Regions from separate parts of the Homo sapiens genome. Here region 1 is linked to region 2. The links are chromatin contacts, found by Hi-C or POLR2A ChIA-PET in ENCODE. All regions are on one chromosome and are shown on one strand. The core of a region is the stretch at or near the end of the contact, and the rest is flanking DNA. Distances in the headings are between cores, read along the strand shown.

Region 1 (4,886 bases), core at 2,188-4,687, 220 kb after region 2:
TAAGGTAATGGTTGAACAGACCTGAAGGAAGTGAGGAGCAAGTCACATGGCTATCTGGAGAAAGACTGTTCCATGCAAAGGTAACTGCCAAGTGCAAATTTTTGCAGGTGGGAACACACCTGGATTCTTCAGGTAATAGCTAGTTGAACAATGGCTGGAACAAAGAAAACAAAAGGGAAAGTAACAGGAGATAAAGCAGGGAGCTTGGGAACTGATCATGAAAGGCAGTGGTAAGGGCTCTAACTTGTATTCTATGAGATATGGAAACCACTGGGGATTTTTGAGCCAAGGGGTAACAAAATTTTACTTCCATTTAACACAAAAGCATAACTCTAGCCGCTGTGTCAATGACCTTGGGGTTAAGTGGAGGCAGAGAGGGATGCTATGATAATCATCCAGGGAAGAGATCATCATGGCTTGAAACATGATCTGCTGAATTGGTTCTAGGGTAAGAAAGTTTTGTGGTAGAAATATCAAATAGCTAAATCCAGAATATGTACTCTCACATTACTCAATAAACGTACCATGGATTCAAAGGATGAAACAGCCACTTATGCTTTCTTGTTTTTTCAATCTTTTAGGGTCCGAAAATGTCTTTTTCTTATTTACCACCTGTGCCGCTTGGTTTCAAGTCAAAGTTTTTCTATTCAAAGGCAATGCAGCTGAAGCTTAGAGCTCTGCCCAGAAAAATTCATTTCTGGGATGTGGTGTTTCAAATCTTTATACAGTTTCCCAAATACAAATTTCCCTATTTTCTCTGTATACTCTGGGTTCATTTTTGCTTTCCTTCACCTGATTTTGCTTTTATCTGGTGGCCTTAATACCCAGATCCTTGCACCAGCATACCTGAGTTCTTCTTTGAACCTGGTGTCTCCAAAAGGCTTCCCCAGTTTTTTGTAATACTGCCCTCCTCGTCACAAACATAGAGTTCCTAATCTTCCATTCAGGATCACAACCTCAATGTATATGCCAGGTATATAATTAGCATAATAAGTCTTACCTTAAAAAATACATCTGCATTTTAAAGTTGGTTCCTCCTAGAGCCTCAGCAAGCTGAACACCCCCAAATCTACCATCATCCTCATGGAAGGATGCTGTTAACCAAGGACATGCACGTAGGTGAAGACTAAGCAGCATGTAATACAAATGTGCCTTTATCATCATATATCCCACGACCCTCACCTCCGCTGACACCATCTATGGCTCCTCACTAATTGGATGAATTCCCAAACTCTCAAGCACAGTTTAAAACCAGTCAGACCTTTAGCTTCTGTTGTCTGGCTCCACTCTTGGTTTCCTCTATTCCACAAGCAAAAACTCTCAGCTCCAGTCAGGTTTTTCTTCTCATTATTCTAATCAGGCGTTTCTCATCCCTGCGCCATGAGCTTGGTCTTGCCTTCTTCCCTTATTCGAACCTTACCCAATCTCTGCAGCTTGATTCAAATCTCACATCCTCTCTGAAGTCTTCTTTACCCATTTCAGCTCACCCTCTTCCAACTGCCCACTCATATGTCATGTACTGTATGAGTCCCACCTTTCACCCTCAGTCACAATTTATCTTGTACCATTACTTCTCTTCAGAACCTTTTTTAAATCCAAAAAGTAGAGAGGAATATAGAATTCTTTCACCAAGTTCTATTACCCTGAAATAAACAGTCTTAAATACTGGAATGTGTCCTTTTCTATGCATTTGCAATCGTATATACACATGTATACACATGTGCACACATAGAGTTGATATAAGCCCATATATTTTATTTACCTTAGACAAGCAGAAGGTAGTATGAGATAGCAGAGAACACAGGCAGATCTGGTTGTTAATTTTTTTTTTTTTTTTTTTGAGACAGAGTCTTGCTTTTGTTGCCCAGGCGGGAGTGCAGTGGTGCGATCTCGGCTCACTTGCAACCTCTGCCTCCCAGGTTCAAGCAATCCTCCTGCCTCAGCTTCCGGAGTAGCTGGGATTACAGGGACCCACCACCACTCCTGGCTCATTTTTGCATTTTTAGTAGGATGGAGTTTCACCATATGGGTCAGGCTGGTCTCGAACTCCCGACCTCACGTGATCTGCCCACCTCGGCCTCCCAAAGTGCTGGGATTACAGGCATGAACCATAGTGCCAGGCCATCTGTGAATTTTAACGCAGTGATCTTGGGCAAGTTAGTTGATTTTTCTAAGCCTCAAGCTCATATATGAAATGAGGTCAACAACTGCCTTGCCAACTTGTTGAGAATATTAAATGAGATAATGCATACAAAGTGTTTTTGCACAAAACCTGGCATATAAACATGCAAATTAATCTTTTAATAAGATAATGTACAATTTTGGTACAATGGTAGTTTAATTAATAGTTGCTACTTTCCCTTAGGGCCAAGACTGTAATCTTTTTCTATTGCTCAAAGAACAAGATGAGTGGGTGAAAACATGCACACAAACCAATAAAACGGCTGTTTCATCAGGTTTGCAGAAACACTGAAAGATATACGTCTTCAGATATATTCTCTCCAATCAAATCCTAACTAGAAGCCCAGGACTACTGAGGTACAAAAGAAGGACGGGATTCAAATGAGCGAAGTAACTTCCCGGGTTATAGCTGTAAAGCTAATATAGGAACAGAGTGGAGTTAGCATAGCAAAGGTTTTAAGAAAATGGAGTCTGGAGCCAAATTGCCTGTATTTGAATCCTGCCTACACCCCTTACTCGCTCTACGACCTTGGGCAAGTTACTAACTTCATTTTCTTCTTGTATGTTAATTTTAAAAAGGGGCGGGACAGAGAGGTGGGGTGTAGTCTACATAATAATAGTGTCTATCTCATAGAGTTATGAGAAGCAGATAATATTTGTAAAGTGCTTAGAACAGTGCTGGGCTGGCACATAGTAGATGCTATTTATTCTTTTAAAAAATTCGATAGCAGCAAGAGCCTTTATACTATGTGAGTTAGACTAAGAAAGGCTGTGGCATAGTTTAAAACTATCCCTGCTCATTCTTTAAAATAAGTCCACAGTAGAGAATAAGACATCGGAAAATACAAACATTTCTTCATATCCGAATCTATTTGAATCCTAAGATGCAGATACGGAGAGTTCAGAGTGCCATCAGTACAGGGCAGAGAGGTTGAAGAGCTCAGGAACAGACATAGGGTGGGGGAAAGGGGTAGGGGCAACGACGCTGACTTTTGGTTAACAAAGCCCTTCCAGGCTGCGGAGCAACCTCCTCTGCCCTTCACCTGCCCGGCCCATCTCTGGCCAAGAAGACCCTGCCGCCAAATCCCCACACCCAGTCCAGGTCGCAGTGCACAGACTGGCCCTTCCGAAGCCCCTCAGCGGTAGCCCGACTCCGAAGCTCACCGAGGCATCCGTGAGAGGAGATGCCACCTAGCGCAGATCACATCTGCTCTGAATCCTTGACAACCGCAGCCCAAAGAATGATAAACTACAAAGGCCGGAAATGCGTCACCGCGGCCCGCTCTCCGCGAAACAGCGGTTCCGGCTGTGTTCCTTCTAGGAAGGCCGGAGGTTTCCACACCTCTGTGGTCGTCACTCTGAATCCCGTCTGTAGTCTTAAGTGAGATACTAGGTGACACATTGTCTTCCACGCGGCAATATAATAACGGCCAACATAGTGTTTTAACACGTATTAATTCATTACCCCGCATAACAACCCTGTGAGTTAGGTACAATTATCTCCATTTAACAGGTGAGGAAACTGAAGCACATTTCTACATTTATTAGTTGCCATTTCCTGCAAAGAATACCCTTTCTTTTCCCTGCCGTCTCATTTTATCACGATGAACTCATGGATTCCTTTACAAATAATTACTGTTATTATTATGTTGATGCTCAAATTATTTAAAATTTGGTCAGTTGGAGCCCTTTCACACTGCTCCCTCTCTTTTCTTTTTTTGACAAAGTCTCCAGGCTGGAGTGCAGTGGATGCGATCTCAGCTCACTGCAACCTCCGCATTCCGGGTTCAAGTGATCCTCCTGTCTCGGCCTCCTGAGTATCTGGGATTACAAGAACACACCACTATGCCTTAGTGAGGCTGGTCTTGAACTCCTGTCCCTCAAGTGATCCGCTCCCTCGGCCTCCGAAAGGGCTGGGATTACAGAAGTGAGCCACCGCACCCGGCCACAAACAGGTTTCTATGTCCTTTGATAAGTTCCCAACAGTTTTTGTGCACTTCACTTTCTCACAAAAGATATTTCAGTCCCATTTTATACTATTCCTACCCTAAACCTAGAATCACCATTGCTTCATGAAGCTACAGTACATCAGTGAAAAATGGTATATAGAAACCAAGATCTGGATTTCGGGCAATGAATAACCTCATTGCTACTGTGTCTGGCATTGGTTCCTGCCAGTCTACTGTGTCCAGAATTGGCTCCTTCCAGTGGGTTCCTGCTCTGACTTCAAGAATGAAGCCGCGGATACTCACGGTGAGCATTACAGTTCTTAAAGATGGTGTGTCTGGACTTTGTTCCTTCTGCTGTTCAGATGCGTCCAGAGTTTCTTCCTTCCGGTGGGTTCGTGGTCTCACTTGACTTCAGGAGTGAGGTCGTAAACCTTTGCAGTGAGTGTTACAACTCCTAAGGGTGGCGTGCCTGCAGTTGCTTCTTCCTTCTGGTGGGTTCGTGGTCTCGCTGACTTAAGGACTGAAGCTGCAGACCATCGTAGTGAGCATTACAATGCTTAAAAGTAGTGCAGACCCAAAAACTGAAAAGTGGTAAGGTTTTATTGTGAAAAGGGAAAGAACAAAGATCCCACAGCACAAAAATCAATGCTAGCAGGTTGTCACTGCTGACTGGGGCGGGGGTGGTAGCCAGCTTTTATTCCCTTATTCAGCCCCGCCCACATCCTGCTGATTGGCCCATTTTACAGAGTGCTGATT
Region 2 (4,780 bases), core at 748-3,247:
GCTTATGGCATAACCCACAGCCGAGTTAGTATCCCAATATGCCTGCTTCTAGATTCAGGTAATCCTTAACCTTTTTGGTTGATTTTGCAGTCAGTATTTCTTGTCTTTGAGTTGGTGTGGCATTTTCAATATTCAGTACGGATTCCCAGTTATATGTTAAAAATAATCCCTTCTGTCCCAGGATACTCATCAAAGTACTGCTATAGTGGAATCTTCCCGGAAACAGACAAATGAAAGCCAGTCTCTCTCAGGGCTAACCATTGTGAAGTCCAACGTGCTGCCCACTTGACTCTGGGCTGGAGCCTGCCTGAGCCCTATAGTTGACCCACTTAGCAAGCACATATAAACCAGTGAGAGACCCTAACCAACTGCCAGTGAGACATTTAAGAAGTTTCATACAAATATTAAATTGCATTTACTTGTCACAGATGGTCATACAAAATGGAAAAGAATAACATATTTAAACAGTCTATTCAAGTCCAAGAGAAATTGAGCATTTACTCTCATTTCATAGTTTGTTAGGAAAGTTTGTAATGAGGGATTTGCAAGTGAACATGGTATGGTGGAAAAAGTGATGAGGATTTTTGAGCAAATTTTCTGCATGTTAGTGCTCTTATTGATTATATACTTATTGGATATTTGAAAGAAAAAGAAGTAAAGCATAAAGCTTGGGTTTATTTAATGCCCTCAGAAGGCTAGGTTGAGGAAAATAATAAAGAAATTTTCCGAGCTACTACCGTTTTGGAGTTAAAACAGATCATGGAGCCTCCATTAACACACAAGATACTTTCTTACTGCTTTAATAAAATAAATGATAAGATTCTGTTAAAACAAACAGAATATAGTTTAATCTACGTGACACCATCATTCTGGTTGGCATAGTAAAACTGATGAATGACTAACAGTACCTACAATTACGCTCTTTTGTACCAATAAAATTTATTTAAGGCTGGGCATGGTGGCTCATGCCTGTACCAGCACTTTGCCAGGCGGAGGTGGGAGGATCACTTGAGGTCAGGAGTTAGAGACCAGCCTGGCCAACAAAGCGAGACCCTGGTCTCTACCCCCCTCCCCCAAAAAAAATGCTGGGCATGGTGGTATGTGACTGTAGTCCCAGCTACTCAGGAGGCTGAGGCAGGATTGCTTGAGCCAGGAGTTGCAGTCTGCAGTGAGCTATGATGGTGCCACTGCACTCCAGCCTGGGTGACAAATTTATTTAATTGGTTTTGGTTTGATTTTGTATTATTATTACTAAAACTCCAGAAAACTTTTACAGCAAAAAAAAAAAACAACAAAAAACAAAAACAAGAAAGAAAGAAAAGGAAAGGAGGATGGGAGAAAGGCAGGAAGGGAGGGAGGAAGGTAGGAAAAGAGGAAGGGAGGGAGGAAAGAAGGCAAGCACGCAGGCAGATGCCTAAATAAAGAATACATAGGGGCCTGGACAAATAAATTGCTTTATGGACTGTTATGCACCCATACAATAAGTTAGACTTACATGATGAGTAAAGCTTTTTAGGATACATGAAGTGAAAACGTTAAAATAAGCGGGGGAGAAAAGGCTAAATATAAAATAATGCCATTGTGTGTGTGAGAGAGGATCACAATGATATACAAATTCCAGGCTAACGGTGACAGTGGCTGCCTCGGGGAGTGGGACTAAGGAGGGGTAGGTGGGGTTTGACATTTTACTTTATTAATTTTGGTATTGTCTGAGGGTTTTTAAACCATAAATAATGTATTAATTTTAAAAATGCTTTTAAAAATCATCATTTTCAATAGTTAACGGTCTATGCTTCATCAACGTTTTCCGTTTAAAACCTGTGTGCGGCCCACACACGTATGACATTCTGATTATGTGATTCACTGCTGAAAAAGAACTGGACGCCAGGAAATTGGGGGTTGAGTCCGAAGCAAGGTGAACGCCGGACATCGAGACATGGAATCCTAGACCGGCCCGGAAGTGCCTCTGCTCCGTCCGCCTTCGAGGAGAGGTCGGCATCTTTGTTCCCTGCCCGGCCATTGTTCGTGCCGCGCTTCTAGCAACGCCGGGCCGGTAACCCCCTCTCCCTCCTTGCGCGTTCCGGGTCTCGTGAGTTGGCTGTGGGGACCGGGAATGGAGGCGGGTCAGGGAGGGTGGGGCTGGAAAAGGGGTGTGGAAAGTGAACCTCAGCCGCTGGGAAGTGGGAGCCGGAGGAGGGGGCGGCGGTCAGTGCCGGGCGGCTTCGGGCGTCCCCTAGACCAGAGTGGTCATCCCCAGCTGTGGGGACATTGTACAAGAAAGGGTTGTAGGAGGACTGCGAGGCTGAAGGGTCACCTCGGTGAATAACGACAACAGGCTTAGGACTCAGGGAAAGAAACACCCGGGAGAGGAAGTTAAGGACAATTAAGACTTTGGCAGCCTTCACGATGGAGAACCTGTATACCCTCTTACCTCTAGATTCTGAAAGCAAATTAAGGGGCGTTGAATGGACTGGTTTTCAAGCGCAGAATGTAGCAGTTCCCGATTCCCTTTTCCTTAGTTCATTGATTCTCAAACCTTATAATACATACAAATCACTGAGGAGCCCGTTAAAGGGCATATTCTGGGTCTCCCTGTACTTCTCTCCACCTCCCAATTCAGATTCCCCAGATGTCTGCCATAGGGCCTTTCAAGCTGGAATTCAGCTGCTGCGCTGTGCTTCCTGGCATTTTGGAGACACACATTTTGGGAACACCCCCATGGGTTTCAGGTGCTTCCTGCGTCTGTGGAGAAAACTTTTCCCTTGGGCTTCTTTGGCTTCTTAGGATTGTCCTCAAAAAGAAGTTGACCTTGGGCAATCTACTTAACTTTCCCTGGCTTCCATTTCTTATCTAGTGAAATAATTATTATAATAAAACCTCAGTGGGTAATTGTGAGGATGAAATATAGTCTTGTATCTGAAAGCATATTGTAGACTTGTGCAGTGTTGACTGTTATTCTTCAGTAGCAGCAGGGCGGTGTGGAAAGCTCCAGGACTTGGAATCCACCTAAGCCTTTCTTTCTGTAAATTTAGTGAAAATAATACTAACCTTAAATGGTTGTTTTGAAGATTAAGAAAACTGAAGTAAATAGTAAAGTAAATGTTGGTTCGTTCATTTAGTCGACAGTAACAATATTTCCATTTATTCTTTCTCTAAGTTGATGTTTATACAGTGAGTTCAAACTTTTTATTCAGACTTTCTGAGTGATCGGTGCAGTCCCTAATTCATGGGCTGTTTTCCTCCATGAACTCTGTGAAGCATTATTGCTATTTCTTCTTCACATAAAGAAATCAAGATTGAAAGAAGATTTAAAAACTTGGCACAAGGTCACACAACTAGTAAATATTAGGATCAGAATAAAACCTAGGTCTGGGTCAGCTGTGGTGGCTGACGTAATCCCAGCACTTTGGGAAGCCAAGGTGGGAGGATCACTTAAACCCAGGAGTTTGAGGTTGCAGTGAGCTGTGATTATGCCACTGCACTCCAGCCTGGGAAACAGAGTGAAATTCCCCATTTAAAAAAAAAAGAAAGAAAGAAAACCCATATCTGGGTAACTTAAAAGCTTATGCTCTTAGCACATTATGAATATATATATTTCCATTATTTCCATCCTTTGGTCACCAAATCACTTTTCAGAGAAGAGCTTTAGGGCCTATGATAATTGCTTGTATTATCAGTTTCTGTCATCAGCTATTATCATTTTTCTATATAAATAATTTATTTTTACTGCTTAGGCAAGCGCCTCCAAGGTTTGTCTTGAAGCATAGCTCCAGCTGGAGGGTACCTTTTAAGCTGTTCAAGGTCAAGATGAATACAAACTCAAAGGAGGTTTTATCCCTGGGTGTTCAAGTTCCCGAGGCATGGGAAGAACTTCTGACAATGAAAGTGGAAGCAAAAAGTCACCTTCAATGGCAGGAATCCAGACTGAAACGCAGTAATCCACTGGCAAGGGAAATCTTCCGAAGGCACTTTCGACAGCTGTGCTACCAAGAGACCCCTGGACCAAGGGAGGCTCTTACTCGACTCCAGGAACTTTGCTACCAGTGGTTGAGGCCACATGTGAGCACAAAGGAGCAGATTTTGGATCTGCTGGTGCTGGAGCAGTTTCTATCCATTCTGCCCAAGGAGCTCCAGGGCTGGGTGAGGGAACACTGTCCAGAGAGTGGAGAAGAGGCTGTGATTTTGCTGGAGGATCTGGAGAGAGAGCTCGATGAACCACAACATGAGGTAGGAAGGGAGATTTGCTAGAGAAAAATGTGTATTTTGGCATGCCAAGAATCCTTGTCACTTCTGCTTTGTGTCTCCTTGACATTGGTGATAAAATACTCTCTTCCTGTTTCCTTCTTTCTTGGAAGTGTTTATTTCAGACAGTTAATTTCTTCAAAAGTCAAATCTTGTCTTTTTGTCCCCAGATGGTGGCCCACAGACACAGACAAGAAGTCCTCTGTAAAGAGATGGTGCCTCTAGCAGAGCAGACACCACTGACCCTTCAGTCCCAGCCTAAGGAGCCACAGCTCACATGTGACTCTGCTCAGAAGTGCCATTCTATTGGAGAGACAGGTGAGGGACAGCATTTATTTGATGTTGAACGAATCCCACCTGGTCAAGCAAAAACAAACAATAAACCCAGAGCTGGGAAAACAGGAGACCCAAAGACTCCTTACCAGATAGCAGTAATGGTCAGTTCTTCTGAGAGCCTAGTGTGCTCATCTTTGACCCTTCTCCCTGCGTGCAGACTTCTCCCTGAGTACCACCCTGGAAGCTTTCTGGACTTCTGATG

What was found. A loop is a pair of places that touch in the nucleus more often than their neighbours do. ChIA-PET counts read pairs that join two places held with the same protein, here RNA polymerase II (POLR2A). Pooled maps may share reads with other maps.
Region 1: a loop to region 2 is called in a pooled map, with 8 times the contacts of the local background. The contact joins the promoter of ZSCAN23 here to the promoter of ZSCAN9 in region 2. A Hi-C loop is called at or near these places in 3 of 37 single-sample maps with no recorded cell type and 13 of 50 pooled maps. POLR2A ChIA-PET finds 5 or more read pairs at or near these places in 3 of 52 experiments (H1, activated CD4-positive, alpha-beta T cell and activated naive CD4-positive, alpha-beta T cell).

Annotation. Positions count from the first base shown.
Region 1 is chr6:28,440,054-28,444,939 of GRCh38, forward strand. ZSCAN23 (zinc finger and SCAN domain containing 23) reads right to left here and starts at 3,438. Exons shown (of 4, transcript NM_001012455.2): 1 at 3,346-3,438. RefSeq lists enhancers at 3,237-3,747, 3,321-3,370, 3,541-3,620.
Region 2 is chr6:28,223,278-28,228,057 of GRCh38, forward strand. ZSCAN9 (zinc finger and SCAN domain containing 9) reads left to right here and starts at 1,998. Exons shown (of 4, transcript NM_006299.5): 1 at 1,998-2,089; 2 at 3,735-4,227; 3 at 4,413-4,560. The coding sequence starts at 3,808. RefSeq lists an enhancer at 1,803-1,902.